Regions from separate parts of the Homo sapiens genome. Here region 1 is linked to region 2. A link is an interaction called in ENCODE POLR2A ChIA-PET data of the cell type or tissue named here. Cell type or tissue: A673. All regions are shown on one strand. Links, peaks and the distances in the headings refer to the core of each region. The heading gives the core; the rest is flanking DNA. Region 1 overlaps LOC102723906 (a long non-coding RNA gene). Region 2 overlaps LOC102723906 (a long non-coding RNA gene).

The links. ChIA-PET counts read pairs that join two places held together with the same protein. Peaks named below come from ENCODE experiments on the same cell type or tissue, not always from the same donor. Only the 100,000 strongest peaks of a DNase experiment are listed, where the experiment ranks them.
Region 1: POLR2A ChIA-PET joins it to region 2 with 8 read pairs; 3 of 35 experiments call an interaction of 5 or more read pairs at or near these places.

The regions. Positions count from the first base shown.
Region 1 is chr4:186,937,472-186,948,543 of GRCh38, reverse strand. The region is part of intron 1 of LOC102723906 (a long non-coding RNA gene); the gene reads right to left. Among named protein-coding and RNA genes, the nearest start is that of FAT1, 220 kb to the right of the region's middle. RefSeq lists an enhancer at 1,104-1,891. In A673, for the core only: no CTCF peak of the experiment used is centred there; a DNase peak (open chromatin) is centred at 5,363.
Region 2 is chr4:186,889,751-186,896,875 of GRCh38, reverse strand. The region is part of intron 1 of LOC102723906 (a long non-coding RNA gene); the gene reads right to left. LOC105377599 (a long non-coding RNA gene) reads right to left here. Exons shown (of 3, transcript XR_939596.2): 1 at 5,508-7,125; 2 at 4,415-4,605; 3 at 3,893-4,096. Among named protein-coding and RNA genes, the nearest start is that of FAT1, 170 kb to the right of the region's middle. In A673, for the core only: no CTCF peak of the experiment used is centred there; no DNase peak of the experiment used is centred there.

The DNA.
Region 1 (11,072 bases), core at 2,967-6,966, 51 kb before region 2:
GTAAGCATTCCCAAAATAAGTACCTCTGGGGACGGAATGGAAGTCTGATAGATTCCAGTCCCTAATGTGCTTTGAAATTTTCTTATCACAGAAGGGAGATCGCAGGGCTCTCTTTTTCCCATGCTCAAGATATCTTTTTGGTGACTTCACATTCTATAAGCTATTTTTAGTGGTTAAATACTCGCTTCTTAAGAGCAAAGCTGCCTCTGTCCATTTGTGGTCTGGGAATAAAAAGAATCTCAAAATATCGACAAAGTGTACAGCCCTGTTCTATTGATCTCGTCTGGCTAGAAATTACCTAAATATTTCATCAGAGCAGAAAATATACCTGGCACCTTAAAATACTGGCATAACAGTAGTTCTATATAAACTGGCTTTCTTTAGGGGATAAAAAGTCCTCTTAAAATTTGTTACTGTTCAAAAATTTTTTTTAACATTTTCAAACTGGAAATGATCAATAATTATTTTAAAAAATCAAAATCCTAATGTAAATATTGAAACCAAAAATGTTCCCAAGGCCAATTAACTTAGAGTTTTTTTAAGGATGGGAGAGGTGTGAAGAAGGATAAGATTATACCTAGGATAGGATCAATTTTGGAGTTTTATTGGAAAAATGTATACCAGTGGAATCATGTTTTTAAAAACGTGTAGAGCTTTTTTACCATAAGACACTCCCCTTTGATATCTCTAATGTCATATGTAAAAATCGCTTCATAAGGCTGGGTGAGGTGGCACATGCCTGTAATCCCAGCTACTCGGGAGGCTGAGGCAAGAGAATCACTTGAATGCTGAAGGCAGAGGTTGCTGTGAGCGGAGATCGCGCCACTGCACTCCAGCCTGGGCCACACAGCAGGACTCTTTCTCAGGAAAAAAAAAAATCAATAACATTTGTCCTTCTTTTATTTGCCATATCTGTTTGTTCAACAAGTAGAAAGCCAAATTGTGTTTTAGGGAAAGAAAAAGTGTGGTACAGACAGGACTATATGCCAACCAGATTACAACAGTTTATCAGTTATATCTGAGATTTTGCATAGCCAGTTCTTAAAACACATTTGGACTCTTAATCCTCAAGCAAGAATTTTACATGCATCCATATTGCCTGTTCCCTGCAAAGCAGCACATCTCTGCTGAAAAATGCTCACATCCGCTCCTCTGTTCACTCAACGACAAAACAGGGACATTCGGGCAGTTTTTCAAGTAAAGCTACCCACTGGCTTAGGTGGAATGCGATACCTTATTTCTTTCATTTAACTTCCATTTTGTCTCTGGAAAAATACCTAAGCAAACTGACTGCTTTTTCTGGTAAAGTAGCCATTTCTTTGTGATTGAAAATCATGAACTTTAATGAATGGGGGCCGGAAGGCTGAGCCCTCAAGACCATGGAGCAAGGGAGAGGTGAAGGCAGCTGGAGAGAAATGTGGGAGACTCCACAGAGCCTTCCCAGAAGGACGGGGCGACTTGGGCTTAACCCTGGTCCAGTTCAGGTCAGTGTCAGGGCCCAGAGAGTGCTTATCAGATGGCGGAGAACGGCGGCAGGAGCACAGGTGGCAAGGAATCTTGGAGTCTAGGTAGGAAAAGAGAGCAAAACGCGCTGAAGACAGACACTAAAGGCTGTGGGTATCAGACAGGCCCAGGCCCCACCTGCAGGAGGCTGACTCCCTGTGCCCAAGGCTCACCCGCAGCCAGAGGGAACCTTGCATCTCAGGCCAGCAGGTGGCCTGGGCTCCATCCCATCCCGTCAGCGCTGCTCAGTGGGATCTGCAGCTGCTGGTATACTCAGTGACTTCAGCTGGGAGGGGCAGATAAACATTGCAGAAAATCACTTATTTGCATTCATGACTCTTCCAGATCCTTTAAATTATCTCACTTAGCCATTAAATTATTTTGGTTAGACAGTAATTGTATTCTCTCATTAGCAAAGTGGGAGGTTTAACATTTTGCATTTCATAAGCCTGGAAAAACTGCAGTTCTTAAATCTCTTAGATAGTTAGGTTGTTAAAATTCAGAGTTAAAAAAAAAGCCTACTGCAAAAAAAAAAGAAAAAGAAAAAAAGAAATTAAAAAGTCCCCAGACTTGAGAATATGTACAGTGTTTAACAAATCCCTAAAAGCCTTTCCTGGCCATCAAGGCTGTGGACAGTGGCTCCCCCCGCACCCCCCTGCCCCGCCACCGCAGGTGACCTCTGCTCAGTGGCTCCCAAACCCAGTGCCTCTGGCCAGCCTGGGCTGTTGCGCCTTAGAGCCTGGCACGCCTTGTGCCAGAGTCCAGCATGGCCTTGAAACGTCTTAATCCACCTCTTACATTCATTGACTGTGCTGCACCATTTGACTCTTTCTTTTGAAACCACACTTTTTTCTCTGATGCTGCTCTGCTGGCTTTGTTCTCCAATTCACCCCTTCTCAGCCTTTTCTGCCCGCTCCTTGAGGAATGCCTTCTTCCCAGCTCTGTTTTAGACTTTTGTGTTCCACATTCCACTTGCTCCTCACAGGCAATCACTTTCACACCCATTGTTTCAACGCCCATTTGCATGTGGCAGCCCAGAACTTTCCTTGGAGCCTATAACTCCATAAGAATATCCTGTATGTGCCTCAATGTCTCTGAAATGAATCTCATTTTTTTCACTTGCACATCTCTTTCCTTCTAAAGTTTTACCACGTCTACCAATATGCCAGTCCCACAAGCGAGCCAATACCCACCCAACCTGTAGCCTCGGCAACACTCATTCACAAGTCCTTCAGCTGGGGCTCTCTAGATGTCCTTAGATCTAGACTCTCTCTTCCCCCAGGCCTCTCCTCAGCTGAGGGATGTGTCAGGCTTTGTCCAGATTGTTCCCATGGCCTCCTAGCGTTTTCCTCTCCTGATTTTGCTCCTCTCTGAACTATTCTTCAAGTTGCAGTCAAGTTAATTTATAAGACAACACAATGAATCTATGTTAACCCTGCTTAATATTTTTCATGGATTCCCCATACTGACAGGATAAAATCCAAACTCTTTAGAATGGCATGTATTTTACAGCAGTGCATTTGTTTGCAAAGAACGCAAATGGAGTCTCCCTAAAAGGGGTATTTATGAAAGTCTACAGAGCTATCCTATGGCACACAAAGCAGGAAGTGCACCACCAACGCCCCACTCATGACTCGCATGGCCTCGTCTCCACTTTCCCTGAGTGCCTGTGCTTCTCTCTACAGACCTGCTCAGCTGTACTTCAGGAGGTGGAGAAGAGCTGCTTCAGCCCCTGCTCTCGGTACCTCTGCTCACACATCCATCACACACCAATCAGACCTTTAGTTCATATTTTGGAAGACAAGTCTTACGCTTGTTTCAGCCAAGTCTATTGTTAGATTCCTCCAAGATCACAGAACCAACCCTTGTCCAATCAGCTCTAGCCAGGGACAGCCAGAGACAGGCATGTTAACTTGGCTCACATCTCCAGCAAGGTTGTGAATGATGGGCAGCCCCTGTAAAAAGGCATGTCTTGGGCAGGCGCCCCTAAATTTGAGTACATTGCAACAAGCAGAGCCTTTATTACCCTCTCACTCCCCAACCTTTCAGCCTGATTTCTGCCTGTAGCTCTCCCTTTCCATACCACAGTCCCGCAGTGTCCTGGGTTCCCGATGCATTTCCACTCTTGTTTACATGCACATGTGCTATTTATCTGCTTAGAATGCTTTCTCCTCTCTCCAAAGCTACCCTTGAACCCCAGGAACCATATACTTGGCAAACTACTAGTTGTCCTTCAAAATTCTGCGTAAATGTCACCTTCTCTTTGAACATCCTTAAAATCCACCCCCCTAGAATTAGACGTTCCATCTCAAGGATCCCGTCATGCTTTAAACATCTTCCAGTAGTACTTAAATGCACTGTACTGACATCTTTCATTTCCATCTCTCTTCTTAACAAAGAGCATCCCCTTTTAAAAATATTTTCTTTTATTTTTTTAATTGGCACATAATGTTCATGGGATACATAGTGATGATACATACAATGTATAGTGATCAGATCAGGGTAATTAGTGTATTTATCTTCTCAAACATTTGTCATTTCTCTGTGTTGGGAACATTCAATATCCTCCTTCTAGCTATTTGAAAGCATATCATGTATTATTGTTAACTATAGTCATCCTACAGACCTGCGGAACACCAGGACTACTCATCCTATCTAGCTGTAATTTTTTATCCTTTAAAGAATGTCTCCCTATCTCCCTTTTCCCTTCCTCTTCCCAGCCTCTAGTACCCTCTAAAGAACATCTGTTTTAATAGCAAAGTCCATATTTCTTGGTTACTGCTTAGGCACCAAGCATGGCTCTTGAGACACGACGAGCCTCAAATCTGAGCGGGAAATAAGAGATGAGAAGAGAAATGAAGAGGATTAAGGAGAGGTGTGGTACAGCCAGACTTGTTCTTTGTGTTTTCAGAATCAAACCCTCACTGTCTGTTTGCATGCACAGTATGCCTCTACGGGGCTGGAGGTGTTGACCTAAAGTAAATGTCTGGCCGGTGGGTGGGTTTTGAGCTGCCCTCCCCTCTCCCGCCAGGTTGGCCACTTTCCCCACCCCTTTGTCTCTCCCTTGCTTCATTCTGCAAGACCTCGGTATATCACATCCACTGAGAGACATCTGCACCCCTACTTGAAAGAAGCCTTCTTGGCTGCAGAAGAAATAGCTTTTCTTTCAAGATTCCCATAGCAATTCCTCTGTTGTTTGTTTTTCTGACATTTTGTCTTGTCTGACGTCTTGAAGCACTGGCTTTACCTTCAGTGCCTGTCAATTCCCTGGTTCATGGTGGATTTGCATCAGACTAAGCTTGAGGGCAGGGACCAAAGTTACTTGGCGTGACTCTATATTTCCATATCCTAGCACTGAGCCTGGCAGATAGCAATCAAGCAATAAATGCTATCTGTTACTTTTATTATACTTGCACAATTTCCTGTGACATTCAGGTTTTGTGCCTTCCCCTGCTCTCCTAACCATCACTAACTACCACGTTCCTGCATTTCTCACTGTTCAGGCATCCAACAGGCACATATATTCAAAGAAAGATCAGTGCCTGACCCAAAATCCTTTCAACCAAAGAAAAGAGTAACACATTGATAACTACATGGAATAGAGACATCCTGCCACCAGCAGTCAGGAGGTCCTCTGGTTCAAAAACCACATTTGATGTGTGTACTCCTGGGACCCTCTCTCATGATAGCCGGTTCCCTGCAATTCACTGTGTGCTGGCAACATTTGAATTGAGTTTTGTTCTTTCCTGCCACTCTTCCTCTGCTTATAGTCTTACTGTTTCAGCTCCCTCTGCTGACCCCCTGCTCTGTCTCCTTGCACAGCTGGCCAAGCAGAAAGCAGCCTCTGCTAACTGTCACGTGGCTCAATGCCAGGAGCTCTTTGCCAGTGATTTCTATGCTTTTTAAAAGAGCTCCATAACACTGGCTAAGGAGCCTAAAGTTCTGTTGAGGAGGGTTTTTGTCTCAATCCATTCAGGCTGCTATAACAATAATAGCATAGACTGCATGGCTTATAATCAACGAGCCTTCATTTCTCATAGTTCTGGAAGTTGGGAAGTCTAAGAGTAAGGTGCAGCAGACACAGTGCCTGCTGAGGGCCTGCTTCTTGCATCATAGACAGCTGTCCTCTCGCTGTGTTCTCATGTGGCAGGAGTTAGAAATCTCCCAGGGGTCTCTTATAAGGACGCTAATTCCATTCATGAGGGCTTCACCTTCATGACATAATCAACTCACAAAGGCCCCACCTCCTAATACCATCACCTTGGGGATTAGGGTTTCGAAATATGAATTTGGGGTGACACAAATAGTCCACAGCAGTCCTATTTCTCATTTTTGTGTCACCATTGCTATTTGCCTGGAGTGTGACAGATTTGGATCTGTTCACCAGTGTTCCTTTCAACAATCAGCCTACACGGTTAGGTTGGACATTGTACACAAACTTAAGAATTAGCAGGGAAAGCCAAGAGTAGTCTAGATGATTAAAAAAAAAAATCCCCTATCTGGAAATCAAAATCTCCTAACATTAAGTATGAGTTTATCCATGGAACTAATGTTTTAATTCATTTCTCCAAAGCCATTGATCATTCTAGTGGTAATTATCTGCCTCTGGAAAAGGCTAAAAAAAAAACACTCAGTGATAAAAATGAGTTTTCAGAAACTATTAAATGAAGGGAAAAAAAGGGAGAATAAGAAAATAGTGGATAGAAAGGCAAAGGAAATAAATAGTGAAGAAGTAAATGTTTAAACACAAAAAGTAATATGAAAATAGGAGTATAGGAAGTAGGTCTAGACAGCTAGCATTTAGGAGGAGGTTAAGGTGTCATAAGAGAAAAAGTCAAGCATATTGAATGCTGAAAAAGAAGTTAATATTGATATAGGCATTTTTTTCTACTGATTTCTTCCCTTTTTCTTTCTGGCTATATTGGCTAATGCCGTGTTCCAAACCACTTCAGTGTTTAACCAAGTTGCAGACACTACTGGAACATTAAGAACACATGTAATTGATTTAGTTCCCCCGTTAATGTGAAATTACACTTCCAACTGAACTAAACCAATGAAAAAATACAAACATAAATTTAGGAGAAAACAACACATTCAATTAATATTAGTGTTCCAAGGCTGAAATAAGAAACTGAACATTCTTAATTCCATTCTTGGCCGGGTGCAGTGGCTCATACCTGCAATCTCAGCACTTTGGGAGACTGAGGCAGGAGGATTACTTGAGGTCAGGAGTTCGAGACCAGCCTGGCCAACATGGTGAAACCTTGTCTCTACTAAAAATACAAAAAAATTAGCCAGGCATGATAGCACATGCCTGTAGTCCCAGCTGCTTGGGAGGCTGAGGCAGGAGAATTGCTTGAACCCAGGATGCAGAGGTTGCAATGAGCCCAGATCATGCCACTGCACTCCAGCCTGGTGACAGAGCAAGACTCCATCTCAAAAAAATAAAAAATATAATAAAATAAATTCCATTCCATGCCCTGCCTTCCTTGTGGATCGTTTCATCTTCATATGCTCACTTATTCACCAGTGATACAGAATGGACACTCCTCCCTCATAAGGACCTATTGAGCAAAGTTAAATCTACAATAGGATGTGTCTCTCTGCTTACAGGTAAATTAGATTTGGTGTCTTTGAAGTTGTTAGAAAAATATGACAGCTACACAATGATTAGTATGTATTGTACTCAAACTTTACCAAGAAGCAAAAGCATTCTGTGGACACTCTAAACTTCCTCTCCTACTTTGAAGAGATCTCTAGATTCCATCACACTTGGGACTGCATCAGACCAATACTATCTGCTGTGGCTTGAATGCCCCCTCCAAAACTCATGTTGAAATTTAATTGCCATTGTGATGGTATTAAGAGGTGGGACCTTTAAGAGGTGATTACGTCATGAGGCTCCTGTCCCCCTGAGTGGATTAATGCTGTTACCATAGAAGTGAGCTCCTGATAAAAGGATGAGTTTGAATGATTTCCTATCTCTGTCTTGCACCCTCGCTTGCCATGTGATGCTTTCCACCATGTTATGATGCAGCAAGAAGGCCCTCACCAGATGCAGCCTCTTGACCATGGACTTCCCAGCCTCCAGAACCATACAGCAAATCAATCTTTTTTCTTTATAAATTATCCATTCTGTGGTACTCTGTCGCAGCAGCATAAATGGTCTAACACACCACTCTGTGGTAAATCTGAAACATAAATCCACATCATGATCCTACCTATGTGTCCACAGCTTATCCTGGGATGGAGCAAATTTTCTGGAACATTTGTAAAACTAGATAAACTCCAAAGCCTAACAGGCTCCTGTTGTTTCATAAGAGGTACAGGGAAGCCGCTGGGATGGGCAATAGTCCAGATAGCAAAGCCAAGGACACATCTACAGGCCATCCTAGGGAAGGCCATTTGTCACTGCTGCCCAACAGGCGCACCCACACCCTGGTGGTTGTGATTTCACCAAATACTTGATCAAGGAGCTGAACACTGAAATCAGTGTTCCAAACTGCTTACTACTCCTATTTGTTTGTACTTTCACTGCCTACATGAAAAATTTGTTGATCTTACATTGAATATATAAGTAAACATACAATACTTTTAAAATAAAGAATATTTTTAAGTACTTACGTACTGAAGATTACATATGAAATTACATATGAGATTACCTCTTACATATGAAATATTTGTTTTTTTGAAATATTTCTTTATGGTAGAAATTTATTTAGATTTTTATTTTGACCATTTCTTGCACACTGAAGTCATATTTTAAAATTAGTTTTGGGGAGACAATTCGTGGGTCTCTCACATTTCTGCATGTCTTACAAACAGAAGCACTAGCTATCTTTGCTCTCAGCTGTCTTTTCAAGGAGGCCTTGTATAGCATGGGAAGACAGTGATAGGATCTCCTTCTGGACCAATGGATAAAATTGCTTACAGCCTTGAAAGACAAAGATAGTATCTCCCTCCACAACAAGAGACATATACATGCATGCTGTACAGTATAATAAAAATGACATTTCCTTCCTAGCAAATAGCAAGCATGCCAAGTGCCAATTACAAAAGATTCAGGTTTCCCAAGGTCAACTTCCTCTTTTCTAACACAACCCACTGTATGTTCAGATGTCACTTGGTCACCTTCTCATTGCCTTGGTGGATTAGGGCTGGGGAACTGGCCCAAGAGTGCTTATATTCTGAATACTACTATTGCTATGAATAATAAAATCCTTTGTCTTTGATACAGAAGTCTCATGTCTTCTTCCAGCAATCATAGCAAACTAATTTGTTAGCTTGCAATTTGAGTAAAACATCAGACCCTTCTCAGTTCATAACATGAGTTTTGCTAAAAGTGCATTAAATATGAAGAGGCAAGTGACATATGCATTTTTAAAATATTTTATTCAAAAAAATTAAAATTTCTTTTAAAATCAGGCTCATAGCATGCTGCATTCCCTAACAGCAGATTTATTCAAGAGTTACAGAGTGGTTTTATTTCATATTGTATAAGAAAAAAAGGAATCACACTCTGATTCATATAAACTCTTTTATGACTTCTCCTTTAAGAGATGAGCTTTTTTCAGTCTATGCTAATTGAAGGTTTTCAGCCTGAACTTTCTCCAATTGCTTCCTCTTAATTCAGAAGTGTTCTAAATCTACACTAATCCTTTCTCCTTCTCTTTTGTTCTAGAAGCATTGTGGCAAATCCTTGCAAACTGGCCCCAATGTGTTATGCGGCCACATCTTTGTGCTTTTCCTAGTTCTCTTTCTTATTGAATCTGCCCTGCCCTGTGACCTGCAGAGTACCTTCACTTGATCTTGGAATATGGCAGAAATGATGCGTGAGTCTCAGTGCCTAGGCCTTAAGAGACTCTGCAGCCTTCTCTCACTTGAACCACCATGTGAGAGGTCTGGGCCATGCTGCTGGAAAGGCCACACGGGAAGAGACACACTACGGGATGAAAGAGCATCCACGGCGTTTCAGCCACCCAAGCTAACACAGTCAAGGAGTCAGACCAACCACCTTAGATCCTCTGCTCCAAACTGTGCCACTCGAGATGTGCTCAGCTGAGACGAGTAGAGCAGAGAGAAGACATCTCAGGGGAGCGCAGCCAACACACAGAACTGTGAAAAATAATAAAATGGTGTTGTTTAAGCCTCTAAGTTTTGTGGGGCTTCTGTTTTGTTTTGAGACAGGTCTCACTTTGTCACCCAGGCTAGAGTGCACTGGCGTGAACACAGCTCACTGCAGCCTAGAGCTCCCAGGCTCAAACAATCCTCCTGCCTCAGCCCCTCAAGCAGCTGGGACTACAGGCATGTGCTCCCATATCCAACTAATTTTTTTTTTTTTGTAGAGACAGTGTTTCGCCATGTTACCCACACTGGTCTCAAACTCGTGGGCTCAAGCAATCCCCCTGCCTTGGCCTCCCAAAGTGCTGGGATTATAGTCACTGTGCACCTATAAACTATGAACCACAGCGTCCGGCCATGCCTCCAAGTTTCTGAGGATATTTGTCATATGACAATGCATAAGTGAAACAGACACAACTGTCCCTCTTCTTTTCCGAGACTTGCTCCTTCTGAACTGTTGAGACCCCTCTTTATCTTTCCCTAAAGTCATCATTACCCTGTTTCTCTACTTGCTCCTTTCACTTGTCCTATAATGTACTGTAGTTTCCTCATCCAAAGAAATAAAAGCACCCCTGTAAACGATATTTTCAGGGAACTATTTATCTACATGCTTCCATACACCAATAATTGTCGAGAAAAAATACACTCTACGCTCATTTTACTTCATCTTTACTTCCCATTCAATTCTATCCTCTGGCTGTGCTCTTCTCTTTCTACAGAAAGTAATGGCTTAAAAGCCACATAAAACTTGCTAATCGCCAGTCCTGATCCCAACCCTCACGCATTCGGAACCGTTTAGCATTTGACTCTTGTAACCGCTATATTTTTCAAATTATCTTATTGGCTTCTATGATGATAAGCACCCCTTATTTTCTTGTAACATCTCCAGCTACTCCTTCTTAACATTTTTTTCCAGCTCTTCTTTCTCATCCGACACTCCCCCGAACCCTCTGCTTGAGGCACATCTGCTGACTCTGTCCCCTCCCACTTCTCTGTTTCTTCTAAACTCTGTGATGTCCCTGTCTATGAGTGGCTCAATTCTGTAACGTCAATGACTAAAGTCTGTAATGTTGGGTCCCATGACTGTATTTATTTATTCATTTATTTATTTATTTTTTATTATTATTCTGAGATGGAGTTTCACTCTTGTTGCCCAGGCTGGAGTGCAATGGCATGATCTCGGCTCACCCCAACCTCCACCTCCTGAGTTCAAGTGATTTTCCTGCCTCAGCCTCCTGAGTAGCTTGGACTACAGGTGTGCACCACCATGCCCGGATAATTTTATATTTTTAGTAGAGACAGGGTTTCTCCATGTTGGTCAGGCTGGTCTCGAGCTCCTGACCTCAGGTGATCCACCCTCCTCGGCCTCCCAAAGTGCTGGGACTACAGGCGTGAGCCACTGTGCCTAGCCTAAGTTTGTTGAACTAATTATTGAGTGGATTTAGATC
Region 2 (7,125 bases), core at 1,881-5,880:
GAATTATCGCAATGTGTTCATAGCTGAAAGGAAAAGGTAGTGTAGATTCAAAAGCACAAGACAGACCAGGGAGGAGATGCAAAGGCACTGAGTTCGAGTATCGCATGAAGTAACAACCTCAGACTAGAAAAAAAATTAGCGAAAATGAGAGGAAATGAAAGAATAGGTAGAAATAGAAATAAACAGACAAAAACTAAACTGCATTAGCCTCAATTCCTCCCAAATCCCATTTAAATAACAGTAAAGTTATATTAATACATAATTAATAGTTATATCAATATATAATACATAAAAAGTATTAAAAATCCCAAAGGAATGCAAACATCAGCAACGCAGTTTTAGAAACTGAAAACCAGCTAGTGAGTGGTGGCTGACTTGGCGGTGTGGAAGGATACAAAGTCATCAGTACACATCTCCTTTCCTGCTGGAGCCCCGCGTGCTGGCAGCTGGCAGTGTGGCGCCCGCCTTCAGGAAAGAGTTTGGAAGCTCTCCTGGGGGCATCTGGCCCACCTACAGGAAGAGACCAACCAGTGTAGGGGATCTGCGAGAAAATGCTCAGCCAACTCATCCCACAGGGAAGCCCGCCATCAATAAAACCCCACCCACAAGCCTAGAGTTTACCAAAAAGAGCACCAAAAACCAACCTTCAAATTAAAAATAGAACAGGAGAAATAAAACATTCAGTAGAAAGATTAGAAGATGAGGTAAAGAAATCTAGAAAGCTGATGATTAAAAACAGAAAATAGGAAAAAAAGGCCAGGTGCAGTGGCTGATGCCTGTAATCCCAGCACTTTGGGAGGCCAAGGTGGACGGATTACCTGAGGTCAGGATTTCAAGACCAGCCTGGCCAACATGGTGAAACCCCATCTCTACTAAAAATCCAAAAATTAGCATGGTGGCGTGGGCCTGTAGTTCCAACTACTCGGGAGGCTGAGGCAGAAGAATCACTTGAACCCGGGAGGCAGAGGTTGCAGTGAGCCGAGATTCAGCCATTGCACTCCTGGGTGGCACCATCTCAAACAAAAAAAAAAAAGGAAAGAAAAGAAAAATGATAATAAAATTAGAGAACTATTCAAGAAAGCCAATATCTATATCATATGAGTTTCAGAAAGTAGAAACAGGAAAAGAAAATGGAGTGGAGAAAACCATCAACTGACTCAGTCGTGAAAATGGTCCCAGAGCTCCAGGATGAATTTCTGGATTAGAAAGACCCATTCAAGTTCAACGAATGAAAATAGAACCACACTAGTGCATTTCATTGGTAAATTTATAAAGGGGGGGGCGGTGAGGGGAATGTTTTCCATATAGCAAAGGAAAAACAGATCACATATGAAGGATTAAGGATTTGAATGGCTTTGAACTTCTCAACAGCAATGTTGGAAACTAAAAGACATGAAAATGGCTTCTAAATTCTAAAGAAAAATAATTTCCAACCAGTAACTCCAGACCTGGCCGAACTATCAAGTAAGTGTAAGAATAACAACATTTTCAGACAGGCAAAATCTCCAAAAGGTGATGGCCACAGAGTGGGTGTAAGTGACCCACCAAGCTAGACCAGAGGTCAGAGTCACCAAGAAGAGGAACTCGACATTAAAGTTTGAAGGGATTGGGAGAGGATGTATACACTGGAAAACCGAGCAGATTCGGATCAACCCTAGAAACACAAAGTGACGTGTGTTTTACTCGCTTTCTATACACCTCTTCGTTGAGGGAGGAATGGCTGGACCCACAACGCCAGACACTGGCCAGGTAAGATCGATGGCCGTTGATTAACAGCAAGTGCTCACAGCCCAGGGGAGAAGAGCGATGCCCACCACTCAGGCCCTCAGGAGCAGAGTGAGCAACCAGGCGGCGGGAGCCAGGCTTTGTAGTACCACGGGGGTGAGGTGACCCCTGGTCCCCATGGGAGGGTGTGATTGGCTTGTCTGAATAAAACTCCAGGCTGGTAGGGAACCGAAACTTGTTACTCAGGAATAGGCAGGAACTGTGCCTGGTCCGCTCAGTAAGGAGGGGTGTTTAGCCAAGGGACCTTATCCACAGGTGCAGGCTTGAGGGGAACTTGAGGTTAGACCATTTGATGCCTTCCTGGTTTCACCAAAGGTCAGGGCAGCATATACCACAGGGCCTTAATTTTAGGCCTCACACCAATGTTCAGAAGAGGAAAAGTAATGATAACATACCTGTGCGTAGTCATGATTAGCATTTATATCTTACATAAATGAGTACAACTTATAGGAAGATGGGACAGACAGAAAATGTGTTGTCTGTGTTGAGAGAAAGGGGTGTTGCTGTGTGGAAGAGCTAAACCCTCATGCTCCCCCGTGGGAAGTCCACAGAGGGGATCAAATGGACATATCAGTGAGTGGCAGCATCAGCGTGATATTTACAAGCGTGGATGTAAGTGCCAAACAAATTCAGTTAAAAGTGGCTGCTTCTGGGGAAGTGGAAGTTAAGGATAAGAAGGTCAGGGGCTGCTGTTTCCTCATACCTGTTTGCCTCTTTAAATTGTATGCATGAATAAATCAGAAAATTTTTTAAACCTAATTTTTAAAAATTAACGAAGATAAGTTTGTTGTGTACAGGGGAGAACATAGAGGAATTTGTTGTTTGATACTTAATAGGTCAGCTCTAGAGGCAAGCCATGAGCTGCTTGTGGCTCTCTTCCCCCAGCTGTTCCACCTTGGAGAAGTTACACAACCTCTCTGAGCTTAAGCTGCTTCCCCTCTAAAATGGAACAATCATAACGATATCTACTACCTGGCACTCTGGTGAAGATGGACGAAATGACATAAATGGTGGACTTGCCCCAATGTCTGCCCCACAGAAAGCACCCTGCTGACGTTAGCGATCTTCCATGAGGATGACTGCTTTTCTCAGCAGGGTACCAAACACTCTTGCTATAAGGTGAGGTGGTGAGGTCTGGAGTTTGAGGAATGACACGAAAATCTCAAAGAGCTGTGAGGGAAACAGGACTAGAACTGGAAATGATCGCTCTGCAGAACGGAGGGCCCTGCTGGGGTGAGCCCAAGAACGTGTAGCAAGTTCACAGTGTCACCTGCAGCAGCAGCACTGGTGCACGGGTGGGGAAATCGGGTGTTTGGACTGACGGGGGACTGGAGTTTTGCTGAGCAAAGCGGGTAAGGGAGTGCAAAAACAGTGGCAACAGTACGATTGACGTGATGGACCCTGGAGTTCAGGCTGCAAACAAAGCCTGGAGAGAGTAGAAGCAACCTGATTGATTGGGCCTGGAGGTTTTCCGCAGCCAAAGATTATGGCAAGTAAAAGGAGGCACGTGAAACTAGTTCAGAAAAAAACATCAGAGAGCAGGGGATGGGCAGGGTTTTTATTTCCTAGCCCCATGGTATAGAATAAAATACATGCTATAGAATAGCAACTTATTTTATGTCCTCACGACAGCGTTACAGAAAAGGTAAAATGAGGAGTGGGCAAAAAAAGCCTGACCCCTTTTCATGGATATCTGGGTTGTGTTAGGCCCAGCACATATTAACTTTATTTATGTTTCACAACAGTCTTATGAAGCATAATCATGCCCTCATTTTATAAAGGGTAAACTATAGCTCAGAGAAGTTGGATAATTAACTCCAAAGTCAAGGTAAGTTCCACAGCACCCAGCTGGCAATGAACTCAGAGGCAGGTGATTGGTACTGCAGCCAGCTGTGGGAACTAGAGAAAGGCATTTATTTTTCTGACGCTCAATTTCCTAAAAGTTGAGTGGCTGGATTGGGTAATCTTTAAAACACTTCCAGAATTAACGCCCTGTGCTTCTAACTTAACAGTGTCTATGAGCATCATTTTTCTCATTTGTCAGAAAGAAGTAACCAAATCTCCCTTACCCACCTCAGAGAGCTGTGATGAATACCAAATACGATAATGCATGTAAAAGTGATTTATTAAATCAACGTATGCTATATGATCAAGAGATTAAAATATTTAGAAATACAGGGGGAAAGTTACAGTCATGACGAAGAAATATAGCGAGACTGAGATTCAAATAATATCCAGAGAACACCTCTTCCAGTCACTAGCTAGAGACCTCGGGCAGGTTAGCTGACCTTGTGTGCCTCAGTTTCCTTATCTGTAAAATGAGGATTAGAAAGTGGACTACTTCAAAAGTTGTTGTGAGAATTAAGTGAGTTGGTTTATGAAAAGTATCTTTTAAAAGCCCTTGGCGTAACGCGTGTGCTAAGAACACTATTATTGTTATTACTACACTGAAAACACAAACTTCTCAAGATTAGAAAAAAAAATCCAAAGGGAAAGCATTAGGATGCTGGAATGAGAATAAAACTGAGATTTGAAAAAATAATATATATATAGTAAGATTGGTGCAAAAGTAATCGCAGCTTTTGCCATTACTTTTAATGGCAAGAATCGCGATTACTTTTGCACCAACCTAATAAGTAGGGCCCACTTAGTCCGCTGCCAATTCCAGATGAGAAAGCGGAAATAGCCAGCAGCCGCCTGTGTATGTGACTTGTGGAGCTCCATGAAGTCTGCTCTGCTCCTCACAGTTCTCAGCCCCGCAGGAGAACCACAGTGTCTGCCATTCGAGGTTCCACTATCTGGGAATGATTGCCTCAAGTGCTGGAGAATAAGAGCAGAATAAGGCAAGTCACTGTCCTTGGACACCTAATGATGAACGAATCAGCTATTTAAACAGATAGCTCAGATACACCACAGGAACTACCAGCATTTTCTGTTTAATTTATTTACCCCCCCCCCCCAAGAAAAGCCAAGCTCCAGCTGTAGAGCTGGCACCGTTCATGCTTTACTCTCCCTACTCAAAGGACACAGTCAAGAGGTGGTGCCAGCGACCTAGCGAGGAACAGCAGGGCCTGAACTAGGGAAGTGGTATCAGGAATGAAGAGGAGGAAACAGATTTAGTTTACATTCTGGGACTTGAAACTGGCAAGGTTTGGCAACTGATCGGGAGCAATTGATGAGATATTGAAATAAAGGAAAAATTCTAGATAACTCTGGAGGAACTTTGCCAAGTGACATGGATCTACAGGGCACAAACATATCAGACATGTTTTTAAAAGTCCAAGCTTATTTTTAGAATCCCTCACACATCAGCGACTGCTAGTTTCCTACCCAAAGTCTACTAAACCATATTCTTAACTAATAAAACCTGTAAATTTCTAGGTGCAGAAAAAAAATGTCTGGCTTTCCTTCCTGATGGGGTGGCCAGTGAAATGTCAGCAAATGCATTGGATGAGATTGCTGGAAAACATCTTTGCTCCTGTCCCTTCTTTCTTAAATAGAACATGGGCAGGATAGCTGGAGGCTCAGCAGCCTTGTCTGTGGACCTGAGGTGACCTTAAGGAAAAGCACTAATAAGGATGGAGAAATTAAAAACAAAAACAGCCTGTGACATAGAAGGCATCACAGCACCACCACACTGGCCCTCGGCTACTTACATTTAGGTTGGTGCAAAGGTAATCACGCTTTTTGTCATTAATTTCAACAGCAAAAACCAATATTACCTCCAGTCAGCGAGGGTGGTCCCAGTGTGTCCGAAATTGGTGGGTTCTTGGTCTCACAGCCTTCAAGAATGAAGCCGCAGACCCTCACAGTGAGTGTTACAGTTCTTAAAGGTGGCATGTCCTGAGTTTGTTCCTTCTGACGTTCCAGCCTGTTCAGAGTTTCTTCCTTCTGGTGGGTTCGTGGTCTCGCTGGCTCAAAAGTGAAGCTGCAGATCTTCGGGTGTTAACAGCTCTTAAGTTGGGGCGTCTGGAGTTGTTTGTTCTTCCCAGTGGGTTCTTTGTCTCGCTGGCTTCAGGACTGAACCTGTAAATCTTCACCATGAGTGTTACAGCTCATAAATGCAGTGTAAACCCAAAGAGTGGGCAGTAGCAAGATTTATTGCAAAGAGCTAAAGAACAAAACTTACACTGTGGCAGGCCACTCTAGCAACTTGCTAGTGCTAGCGCGGAGCAGCCTGCTTTTATTCTCTTATCTGGCCCCACCCACATCCTGCTGATTGGTCCATTTTACAGAGAGCCGATTGGTCTGTTTTACAGAGAGCTGATTGGTCCATTTTGACAGAGTGCTGATTGGTGCGTTTACAATCCCTGAGTTCGACACAAAAGTTCTCCACGGCCCCACTAAATTAGCTAGAAACAGAGTGTCGATTGGTGCATTCACAAACCCTGAGCTAGACACAGGGTGCTGATTGGTGTGTTTACAAACCTTGAGCTAGATACAGAGTGCTGATTGGTGCATTCACAATCCCCCAGCTAGACATAAAGATTCTCCAAGTCCCCACCAGACTCAGGAGTCCAGCTGGCTTCATCCAGTGGATCTCACACCGGGGCCGCAGGTGGAGCTGCCTGCCACTCCGTCGCCGTGCGCTGGCACTCCTCAGACCTTGGGCAGTGGATGGGATCGGGCGCCGTGGAACATGGGGCAGCGCTCGTCGGGGAGACTCAGGCCCGGCAGGAGCATCTGGCAGTGCGGAGGGAGACTCAGGCATGGCAGGCTGCAGGTCCCCAGCCCTGCCCGAGGGGAGGCAGCTAAGGCACGGCAAGAAATCCAGCACAGAGCCGGTGGGCCGGCACTGCTGGGGGACCCGGCACACCCTCCGCAGCTGCTGGCCCGGGTAGTAAGCTCCTCACTGCCCGGGACTTGCGAGCCGGCCTGCGGCTCCCAGTGTGAGGCCCGCTGAGCCCACGCCCACCCGGAACTCGTGCTGGCCCGCAGGCACCCGCGAAGCCCTGGTTCCCGCCCATGCCTCTCCCTCCACACCTCCCTGCAAGCTGAGGGAGCTGGCTCCGGTCTCGGCCAGCCCAGCAAGGGGCTCCCACAGTGCGGCGGCGGGCTGGAGGGCTCCTCAAGTGCCGTCAAAGTGGGAGCCCAGGCAGAGGAGGCGCCGAGAGCGAGCGTGGGCTGCGAGGGCTACCAGCACACTGTCAACTCTCACCACGGCCATCCCTCTTTCCAATCAAGCCGACCTGGAAAACAGAAACTCAAAGCAAAGAGCTCATCCTACTTCCTCTTTACCCTCCTGTCTGTCACCTTGCTGAAGAATCTCACTCATGTGCACATCAGTTTCAAGTTCTGTCTCTATTCTCTGCATGGCCACGGAGAAGCCACCAGCTGATA